2 separate regions of the Homo sapiens genome follow, and region 2 is linked to region 1. A link is a contact called in ENCODE Hi-C or POLR2A ChIA-PET data. All regions are on one chromosome and are shown on one strand. Each heading gives the region's core, a stretch centred on a gene start or an enhancer-like site at or near the end of the contact. The rest is flanking DNA. Distances are from core to core; before and after follow the strand shown.

Region 1 (5,197 bases), core at 1,027-3,526:
CCTCCTTCCTTCTCTTCATTTGTTTCAACAGGTGCTACATGCATCCTAAAGGTACCTCCTGAACCCACTCTGACCCCCAGATGCAAATGATACAGTAAGCCCCAGGCTTCCCCCACCATGTCTCCCCTACACGTTCTTACACTGGACCAGCAGGACACGACCCACAACCCTCCCACCCCACCTCCTGGGCTCTGGATGCACAAAGAACTTCTAATTGCATTTCTGCGGGAACCCATCACTATCAACTCCAAGAGTTCAAAGGCAGCGTTTCAGAGTACCCCTCTCTGTAAAGAAGAGATCGCAGGACACTAGGAATGTTCTGGTTCTCCGTCAGGCAGCTCACGCCACTATTCTCCCCGCAAATGAGGGAAAGACTTCTCCCTGCTACCCACACAGCAACGTGAAATGCCATCACATCACGTCTTGGGACTGGCTCAGTTCTCAGGCATGAAGAGCTGCACTCCGGCAGAAAGGGTCGCACAGACTCCGAAGAAGTTTAGCAGCTCAGAAAGCATCACGCTGTGTACTAAGGCAGTCTTCAGTGAGGACTTCCAAAGTGACAAATGATAGAAATATGCATTCAGTCTTCAGGATCCTGAAACCATCCCCCTGGTGTCTAATATCCTTTAACGGCTAGGCAAATCCTTGCAGACAAGTAGTGTGATGAAGAAACAGACAGACACACAACACATTGGCTATGCCCTAAGGCAGAACTCACGCCCCTGGAGAACTGAGACCTTGGCTCTGAAATGGGGACTCCGGCCTCCTGCCCCATGTGCTCCTGCTCCTAGCTCAGTAGGCTGGGCAAGGCAGCCCAGAGAAGGTGGGAAAGGTATCCCTGGAGAAGTTAGGGACAGGGTAGGAAGACAAGTCAGTTCCCCACCCAGCCACCCAGATGGCCCCAGATCTGCGGAAAAAACAGTTTCAGAGCCCTGACTGTTCACACCCACGAAGGGCAAAGTAATCCCATAGGAGTGGAAGCCCTGACGGTGTGGTCGGACACACAGCTGGTGACCTGAACCGGCCGCAACAAGACAGAAAGACAGAGACAACCAGCTAGGAGAAGGAGCCATGCCCTGAAACTGGAGATGGGGAGGAGATAAAGTCACAGAGGGCATGGGAGACGGCAAGGTTAGAGACAGAGAAGGTGAAGACGGAAGGCTCAAACATCCAGAGAAGAGAAACAGAAGACCCAAAGTAAGACCAGACACCCCGGACTGAGTATTGATTCAGGGGCATGGTCGGGGACTTGGGACGCCCAGCTCAGCCCTCATCGCAGGCCAGGACGAACAGAGGGCTCAACTGTCTGCACCCAGCTCGGCAAAAACCAGAGAGATGCTGCTGCGACAACCGCCCAGGAACAGCGGCTGAGGATCCGGGGAGATCCACTCACTCAGGCAGGGAGCGAGTCACCAAGACCTACACGCACGGAGCAAGTCACCTGGGGTCCCCAGCAAGAGTGATGGGGAACAGGAACCCAGCCAGGCTCCGGTAACCCCCAAAGCGCCCCCGCTGGAGAAAACTTCCCCCAGACCCCAAGGGGTCCGTGCTCAGACTCTGAAAGGGGCAGCCCACGACCCCTGAGCCTTGGCAGGGACCCCACCCGGCTTCCCGGGGCAAGAGGCGATGTGGAGTCGGTAGGCTTGCAGAGTCCCAGTCTGATGACCGAGTTCAAGGGCTAGGGGGGCGTGGGGTCGGGCTGCCTTCCTCCCTCCCTCGCCGCGGGGCGCGAGCCGAAAGGGCATCTTACCAGAGCCCGGGCGGGCAGTGCCCCCCGGCTGGCCGGCTGCTGTCCCCGCGGTTCTCCGGGGCCGCCTCCCCGCGCCCGCGCCTGGGGCCCCCGTCCTCCTCCTCCTCCGCCGCCGCCTCCTCCTCCTCCTCGGGCTGCAGCCGGCTCGGCGGGCAGGTCCCGGCGCTCCCGGCGCGGGGCCGGGGCCGGGGGCGGCTGCTCCCCGCCGCCGACCGCTGCGCCCCCGCGGCGCTCCCCGGCCCCGGAGTCGAGGCTGCTGAAATTCCACACGACCAGCGTCTGCAGCAGCAGCACCGTGAGCGCCGCGAGCAGCGCCGAGTGCGAGCGCCGGGCCAGCCTCCGGGCGCACGGCGCCGCCACCATCTTCGGAGCGCGGCCGGCGAGCGAGGCGCGGGGACCCCGGCACGCTCCGGGCCGCCCCCGCGCTCCCCGCAGCTCCCGCGGCCGCCGGCTGCCGCTCGGGCTCCCGCTCGGGCCGCCGCCGCCGCCCCCCTCCCCACACCCCTGTCCCCGCTGGAGGGGAGGGTGATGGGGAAGGCGCCGGGGGGACGCGGGCCGAGGCGGAGAGGGCGGGGCCTGGGGGAGGAGCCGAGGGAGGAAAAGGAGGAGGGAAAGGAAGGGGGTGGGGGCGATCAGAGAAGACAGACACCCCTCAGGACGTAGTGGGAGTAGGATGGGGGGCGAGGGGGACAATTCCCAAGGCGGAAAAAGAGAGGCAGGGGCCGCGAAACAGGGGACCTTTGGTTGAGGGTGGGCCCGCTCAGAATCCAGGGGAGGTCAGGAAGAGAGGGGGTCCCGAGGTCCTGTTTTCCCTGTGGGCCGCTGGAAGGAGGCAGTGCGTGGAGGAAGCTCCTAGCCCCGGAGTTCGCGGTCCAGGGATCTTCTGTCGGTACCAGACCGGTTGGCAGGTGGACACGTGAGAAACATTTCAGGAGTGTCAGAGCCACAGTCTGATCCCTTCATCCTGGGCTTGAAGGGGTGGGGAGGAGGCTTTGGGTGAGTTTCTGGAGTTAATCAGCACAAGCTCTGTGAGTGACTCCTGAATCACACACAATCCCCGGTGCCAACGATGTACTAAGTGTTCACTGAGTCACTTCTCTGGTCCCTGAGGACTCACAAGCCAAGAGACTCCAAACCCAGTTGGCAAGTGGTATAGCGGCAAAAGGGAGACCCGTGGAGTTACTCAACCTTCGCAGGATGCAAGCCCCAAAGGCTGGCCCCGCAGCCTCCCAGCGTGTCCTTTTCCCCATCCATCCTGAAGTCCCCCTTCCTGTCTGCACAGGGCCCAGGTCCTGGGGAAACAGGTCTTGCTCTTGAAAGTGGAGTTCTTTCCCATCCTGACTGGTCTGTCCCGGTGACCTTGAGCCAGGAGGAGGAGGACTCCTCCCTGAGCCCAAGCTTTCTCCTCTGTCGTTTAGGCAGAATGATCCCAATGGACTCAAATTTCATCCCGAGCCTTCTCTGACTCAGTCTTTCTGGTTTTTCCCTCCCTTGTCCTCTTGCCCAGGGCTTTATACACAGCAGCGCAGAACAGTGAGCATATGGGATGGCGTTGGTGTCCCATACGGGACCTAGCACTCTGGGAATACAACAGCAGATCAAATCAGTTTGTGAATTGAGGACTTGGCGTGAATGCTTCGCATCTTGTCTGCTGTGCTTTTTCACCTCATCCTAATTTACAAAGAGAAGAAAGTGGAGTGTAATGAAGGCTCATCAGACAATGAGGCAGGGAGTGGGAAGAGATTGTTTCATCCACTCCACAAGCATCCGTGAATACAAAGCTTGTGTCAGACACTGGGCCAGGTGCACGCATCCAAAGGTGAATGAGGTTTAATCTCATCTTCAGCAAGCCTGAGGTCTAGAGAAGCCTGATGTGGATGTTAATCATTAAAATATAGTGAGATAGGCCTGGGCGCGGTGGCTCATGCCTGTAATCGCAGCACTTTGGGAGGCCAAGACAGGAGGATCACCTGAGGTCAGAAGTTCGAGATCAGCCTTGCCAACATGGTGAAACCCCGTCTCTACTAAAAATACAAAAATTAGCCGGGCATGGTGGCACACACCCCTGATCCCAGCTACTCAGGAGGCTGAGGCAGGAGAATCTCTTGAACCCAGGAGGCAGAGGCTGCAGTGAGCCGAGATCACACCACTGCACTCCAGCCTGGGTTACAGAGCAAGACTCCATCTAAAAAACGTATATATAAATATATATATATTGTATATATATATATTATATATAATGTATATAATAAATATATTATATATAATATATTTATATATATGTACATATAATATATATAATATATAATATATAACATATATATAATATATATATTTATATGTAAATATATATAATATTATATATATATATATGGTGAGATAAGCATTGCTGTAGAGATGTGCAAAAATGCTAAGGGTTCATGAGGGCAGGACGGGAGTAAGCGCCAAGAAAAAATGCTTTCTGAACCCATGTAATTAGCCAGTCCACTTGCCTGAACAAGAAAAGTATAAAATGTATGCTAGTGGGGGTTGTAAACTCCAAACCAATCAACCTTAGTTGTATCTAAAGCTTAGCCAGGCATGTAGCCTGGCATAGAGGCCTTCCCTTTGGGCCCAGCACCCCTAACCAGGAGTAAAAGACCAGAGGCAAGTTTCTAGGGCCACCAGTCATCTGTTTATCAGTTGGGGATATTTTGTTTACAAGCAATAACATCTATTACTAACAGTAATAAGACTTAAGTCTATCTTTTAAGTCTTTTTTTTTTTTTTTTTTTTGACACAGTCTCACTCCATCACCCAGCCTGGAGTGCAGTGGTGTGATCTCAGCTCACTCCAACCTCTGCCTCTTGGGTTCAAGTAATTCTCATGCCTCAGCCTCCCGAGTAGCTGGGATTACAGGCATGTGCCACCACGCCCAGCTAATTTTTTTTTTAGTACAGACGAGGTTTCACCATGTTGGCCAGGCTGATCTCAAACTCCTGACCTCAGGTGATCTGCCTGCCTCAGCCTCCCAAAGTGCTGGGATTACAGGCATCAGCCACTGTGCCCAGCCCGGTCTGTCTTAAAAATATACTTTACTGGATCATGTAGCTGAACATTGCAGAGGAAAGGCTTCAGGTGAGGTTTGATCTAGCAACTCACAATTATCACCTGGGATTCCTTTTCTTTCCATCTCTCCTCTCTGCTTTCCATGGAGTCTACCTTATTCCCTCTTGATGTCACACGATGCCTGGCCTCAGCTGCTGCGACTACTTTGTATCCTGTGTTCATTTCTAGCCCAGGGAAAGGAGGGTCAGTATTTCCCAGGATTTTCCTCAAAGGTTCGGAGATTTTTTTTCTGATTAGACCAGTCTTAAGTTCTGGGTCACTCCGAGACCAATCAGTGTGGCCAGGAAGTTAGAAAATGCCGATCAACTTGGCCAAGATCCCATATTTCACCTCCGCCAT
Region 2 (5,197 bases), core at 1,407-3,906, 120 kb after region 1:
CATTGTCAGCTTTTTCTATGTCCTGTTAGAGGAGAAATCTCTGAATCACTAAAGACCAATTCAATGATCTCTTTAGTCTCATGAATGTAATCCAAGGAGGCGCCACTAGGTATGAAGAAAGGGTGCATGCAGCAGAACACAAACATTTTTCTCCTTTAGTTTGATAAGCTCAACACTGCTATGCACTATTATAAAGTGATAGAGGGTGTAGTACGCTGATTAATGACCCTTCTTTGATCTCATCCCCAAAGATATCCAAGTTCTAATCCGTAGATCCAGTGACTGTTCTCTTATATGGAAAAGGGGACTTTGAAGCTGTGATTAAGTTAAGGATCCAGAGAGAGAGAGAGAGAGAGAGAGAGAGAGAGATTATCTTGAATTATCTGGGTTGGCTCTAAACGTTATCACAAGGATCCTTGTAAGAGGAAGCCAAGATGGTCAGAGGAGGAACAAGGTGAAGTGACCATGGAAGCAGGGGGGGGAATGGTGATGTGATGTGTAGCCATGAGCCAAGGATTGAGGATAGCTTCTAGCAGCTGGAGAGGGCAGGGAGGCAGATCTTCCCCTAGAGCTTCCAGAAGGAGCCAGACCTACCAATACCTTGACTTTAGATTCATTTGGGACTTCTGACCTTCAGAACAGTAAGAGAAGAGGTTTGCTTGAAGCCACCACATTTGCAGTAAGTTTTTAATTTGTTAACAGCAGCAATAGGTAACTATTACAGAGGGTTATTCATTGCGGGGAATGGAGGGCACATTTACACAGGGGGCTGAGTCCCTTTCTGGGGAGAAAGGAATTGAGATGCTGACCCCATTCATTGTTGAGGTTCAAGGTTATCCGATATCTCTGCTGACTCATGTGGCTGTGACTGAGGTCAGCCGGCAGCACAAACCATGAGGGACAAAAGAGGGGGACTCACCGCAGTGGAAGAGACAGCTGGACTTGGGACACAAGAGGAGACTAAGGCTTAGGTTGTCCTGGGAGGGAGGCTGGTCCTGGAGAGTGTGAGGCCATGGTTGAGACCTTTCTAGAAACATGACTCCAGATGCAAGTTAGGAACCATGGCCTGTTATGATGAAAAATCTGGAACAGACATTGTCTTAAGATGGGGAGAGATGACCATAAGTGACAGACCTGAGAAACCACAGCATCAGTTTTGGGTCAATGCACAGTGGAAGTACAGGGTGCTGTTGTGATGGACAGATTTGAACCGCAGCATCCTGGGGGCAGCGTTATAGTGAGAGGGAGAGAAAACAGAAGCACCAAGGATTTTAGCAAGTTATCAGGCTAAACTGAGGAAAACAGCACCCCCTCCTGCTACAACCATAGATGGACATGACATTGTAAACCCATCAAAATACCCAGCAAGGGCTGGATGTGGTGGCTCACATCTGTAATCCCAGCATTTTGGGAGGCTGAGATGGGTGGATCACCTAAGGTCAGGAGTTTGAGACCAGCCTGACCAACCTGGTGAAACCCTGCCTCTACTAAATATAAAAAATTAGCCAGGGGTGGTGGTACATGCCTGTAATCCCAGCTACTTGGGAGACTGAGGCAGGAGAATGGCTTGAACTCAGGAAGCAGAGGTTGCAGTGAGCCAAACTCGTGCCATGGCACTCCAGCCTGGGCAACAAGAGCAAAACTCTGTCTCAAAAAACAAAACAAAAAAAACCAGAAAAGCCTGAAAGTCAGTGAAGGAACTCCTCAGGGGCCAGAGATGACAGCCAGGCTGTAGTGGTGGTATGTAAGTTTCAGAGATCTGATTATGGGCCAGGAGACTGCAGTATGGGGTTCAAACACAGAAATGGGAAGTGAATTCAGGCTCGCAAAAGGCAGAGAACTGGGGCAACTCTCCCTAAAATCTAGAGCAGTGGCTCTCCTTAGGTTAGTACTGTCAGAGGCATTTGAACCAGAGTGACCCCATCTTGAATAAGGGCTGGGTAAAATAAGACTGAGACTTACTGGGTTGCATGACCAGGAAGTTAGGCATTCTTAGTCACAGGGTGAGATGGAAGATCTGCGCAAGATACAGGTCACAAAAGCCCCGTTGACAAAACAAGATGCAGTAAAGAAGCCAGCCTAAAGCCACCAAAACCAAGGTGGTGATGAAAGTGACATTTGGGCATCCTCCCTGCTCATTATATGCTAATTCGAATGCATTAGCATGCTAAGAGACACTCCCACCAGTGCCACGACAGCTTACAGACGTCATGGCAATGTCCAGAAGTTACCCTATGTGGTCTAAAAAAGGGAGGAACCCTCAGTTCTGGGAACTCCGCACCCCTTTCCCAGAAGACACATGAATAATCTACTCCTTGTTTAGCACATAATCAAGAGAGAACTGTCAGTATACTCAGTCACGCAGCCCATACCACTGCTCTGCCTATGAAGTAGCCATTCTTTTGTTTCTTTACTTTTCTAATAAACTTGCTTTCACTTTACTCTGTGGACTCCCACTGAATTCTTTCTTGCGTGAGATCCAAGAACTCTCTCTTGGGGTCTTGACTGGGAGCCCTTTCCATTAACAGTACTGCCTCCTAGGGGGACATTTGGGGAGGTGGGGGTGGGCGTGTTTTTTATGTTTCTGTTATGATGGCAGGAGGCACCAGTAGCATTTAGTTGGTAGGAGCCAGGATACCAGACATCTGGTAATGCCCAGGGCAGTCTGACTCAAACAAAAAACTCCTGCCAGCCTGTGCAGAGTTCAAATGCCCGCTGAGAATTTGCATAGGCAAAAAAATCCATTCATTACTCTAAGCCTATTGCTATCTAGGTGAACTCTTCTACACATAAACGTAAGACTTTTTTTTTTTCACTTTTAATACACACTAAAATTTTCAGAAATTTCAATACGATGAAAATCAAGGCAAGCTGGTACTTTATATGTTTGGGACCACAGGAAGAGTGGTTCACTATCTTGGAAAATCACGTTACCCATGGCAACACCGGTCCTGGTGTTTGCATCACCCTATCTGCCCCCATTTCCGCCTGTGTTCGTAGTTGTCACAGCTGTGGTGATTCTACACTCAGGTTCATGCATTTTATTATTCCATTAAGTCTCATTGTGCCTCAGCAGTTACTCGCCCTGATGCCCTGATACCGCGTATGTGAGTTAGGAACCATGGGTCTCTGGTGGATGAAAAATACATATGATAATAAATTAGTTTTCAATTTTTAATATAACATGGCATTTTTAAATAGTTACGAGTAGGTTCTATTAGCTGTGATTTTCATTTCAAAACAGTAAGGAAGATATTACAAATTGTTTACTAGAAAAACAGCCATTGGATCAGGTCAGATTGAAAGTCATTGGCCTGGCATCTCCAAGAGCTGTCCCATCCATTGCAGAGGAAAGGGAAAGATTCTGCCAGCCAGCCTGGGGGAACTGCAAGGAGGCTGTCTGTCTATTGTCTGTCTGAGTCCTCTGGATGCAAGAGAAGAAAAATGTCACCTGTGAATAAATCAACCCCTGATCACTGGTGGCCTCTGCAGGGTAGAGGTTCCACAGTCTGGGAAATGAACACAGCCACTGTTGAATGAAGTCAAAAAGTCACGGTCAGCAAGCTGGGAACAGAGAGAGGCAGGTAGACTTGGTAACCACAGAGCTTAGTGACCCTCCATGGGGCTGTCAGCGTGCTGGAAGAGTTGGAGAGGCAGGGAGCTCTCTCATAGAAACTTCTTGGCAGCCCTGTAGTCATCCAACAGAGAATTTCAAAAGCTCAGGGGAAAGGCACAGAAATCAGTAATTCATGATAACCCAACCCTGGGATGCAAAAGAAGTTGTAGTTATAAATTCACTTCCTAGTAAGGGGGCAGGTTGCGAGGTTCACTAATCCTCATTTGCTTCATCTGCAGAAGAGGCAAAAGAACATCAACTTTGTCAAGACCGGAGACTCTTGACTGGAGGAGACTTTCCCAAGGACATTCTGTCATGTCTGGAGATATTGTTGATTACTGCGGAGATGGGGGTGGAGGGGTTGCTACTGACATCTGGAGAGGAGAGGCCAGGGATGTCGCTGAACACCCTACAATGCACAGGACAGACCCACAATAAAGAATTCTTTGTTTCCCAAATGTCAGGAGGGCTGACATTGAGAAAGCCTGGAGGAAAGAACAAAGGTCATGAAATGATGCTTAAAAAGAGCTGGCATGACTCCTGGCTCCTTATGGGGGCTCAGGAAATATGACTGCCCTGCTGGAGTCTAAGCATCCACGGGTGTTGCTATTTTCAGACCTGGAAGTAAGGGAACACCGTCACCATTGATTGCATTAATTGCTACAGATATCATCACCATTGTCCTTGTTGTGATTATTACTAATGGCTGGTATTTACTGAGACCTTGCTTAGTGAGGTCCTGTTCTCTGTGCTTTTCATGTTGTGATTCACAACTCTGTGAGGTATATGAGGTAGTTCTTATTATTACCTTTATTTTGCATAGAAGGTAGTTGAGTGCCTATATAAGAGGAGCTGACCACAGGCAGTACACTCGTATGTCAACCATTTTCACAGGGTCTTTTATTTGTAATCAATCAATTAATTAATTTTCCATTAGTGAGTATAGTTGACAAATACAATTGTATAAGTTTAGGTGTTTGGTACAATGATTTGATATACATTGTGAAATGATTATCACAATTAAGATAGTTAACACAGCTGTCACCTCACTTACATTTTTTTCTTTGGCAAGAACATTTAAGATCTACCCCTTAAGCAAATTTCAAGCATACGATACGGTGTTGTTAACTATAGTCACCATGCTGTACATGAAATCCCCAGAACTTATTCATCTTTCCACTAAAACTTTGTACCCTTTGACCAACATCTCCCTGTTTTCTTCTCCCCCGATTCCTGCCAACCACTCTTCTACTCTCGGTTTCTGAGTTTGGCTATTTTTGATCCCACATGTAACTGAGATCATACAGTATTTATCTTTCTCTGACTTATTTCACTTAGCATAATGCCCTCAAGTTTCATCCATGTTGTTGCAAATGGCAGAATTTCCTTCTTTTTTTTATGGCTGAGTAACACCCACTGACGGGCACTGAGGCTGTTTGTATGTCTTGACTATTGTGGATAATGCTGCAGAGAACATGGGAGTACAGATAGCTCCATCAGCGATGGATTTTGTTTCCTTTGAGTAAATTCCCAGTAGTTGGATTTCTGGATCATATGGTTATTTTTAATTTTTGAGAAACC

Evidence for each region. Hi-C counts contacts between places; a loop is a spot of excess contacts on that map. ChIA-PET counts read pairs that join two places held with the same protein, here RNA polymerase II (POLR2A). Pooled maps may share reads with other maps.
Region 2: a pooled map shows a loop between it and region 1 (4-fold over the local background). The contact joins the enhancer-like site here to the promoter of XYLT1 in region 1. A Hi-C loop is called at or near these places in 2 of 168 maps with a recorded cell type or tissue (HCT116 and endothelial cell of hepatic sinusoid) and 5 of 50 pooled maps. POLR2A ChIA-PET finds 5 or more read pairs at or near these places in 1 of 52 experiments (activated T-cell).

What each region holds. Positions count from the first base shown.
Region 1 is chr16:17,468,684-17,473,880 of GRCh38, forward strand. It overlaps XYLT1 (xylosyltransferase 1), which reads right to left and starts at 2,277. Exons shown (of 12, transcript NM_022166.4): 1 at 1,751-2,277. The coding sequence starts at 2,113. It overlaps LOC107987234 (a long non-coding RNA gene), which reads right to left and starts at 1,744. Exons shown (of 2, transcript XR_001752091.2): 1 at 1-1,744. It overlaps LOC105371106 (a long non-coding RNA gene), which reads right to left. Exons shown (of 3, transcript XR_933144.3): 3 at 2,324-3,421. RefSeq lists enhancers at 1,057-1,326, 1,447-1,496, 2,271-2,772.
Region 2 is chr16:17,589,220-17,594,416 of GRCh38, forward strand. No RefSeq gene overlaps it. Among named protein-coding and RNA genes, the nearest start is that of XYLT1, 120 kb to the left of the region's middle. Within about 2 kb of position 2,657, at least 3 of the 41 ENCODE cell types and tissues checked have a DNase peak (open chromatin) inside an H3K27ac peak, as active enhancers do.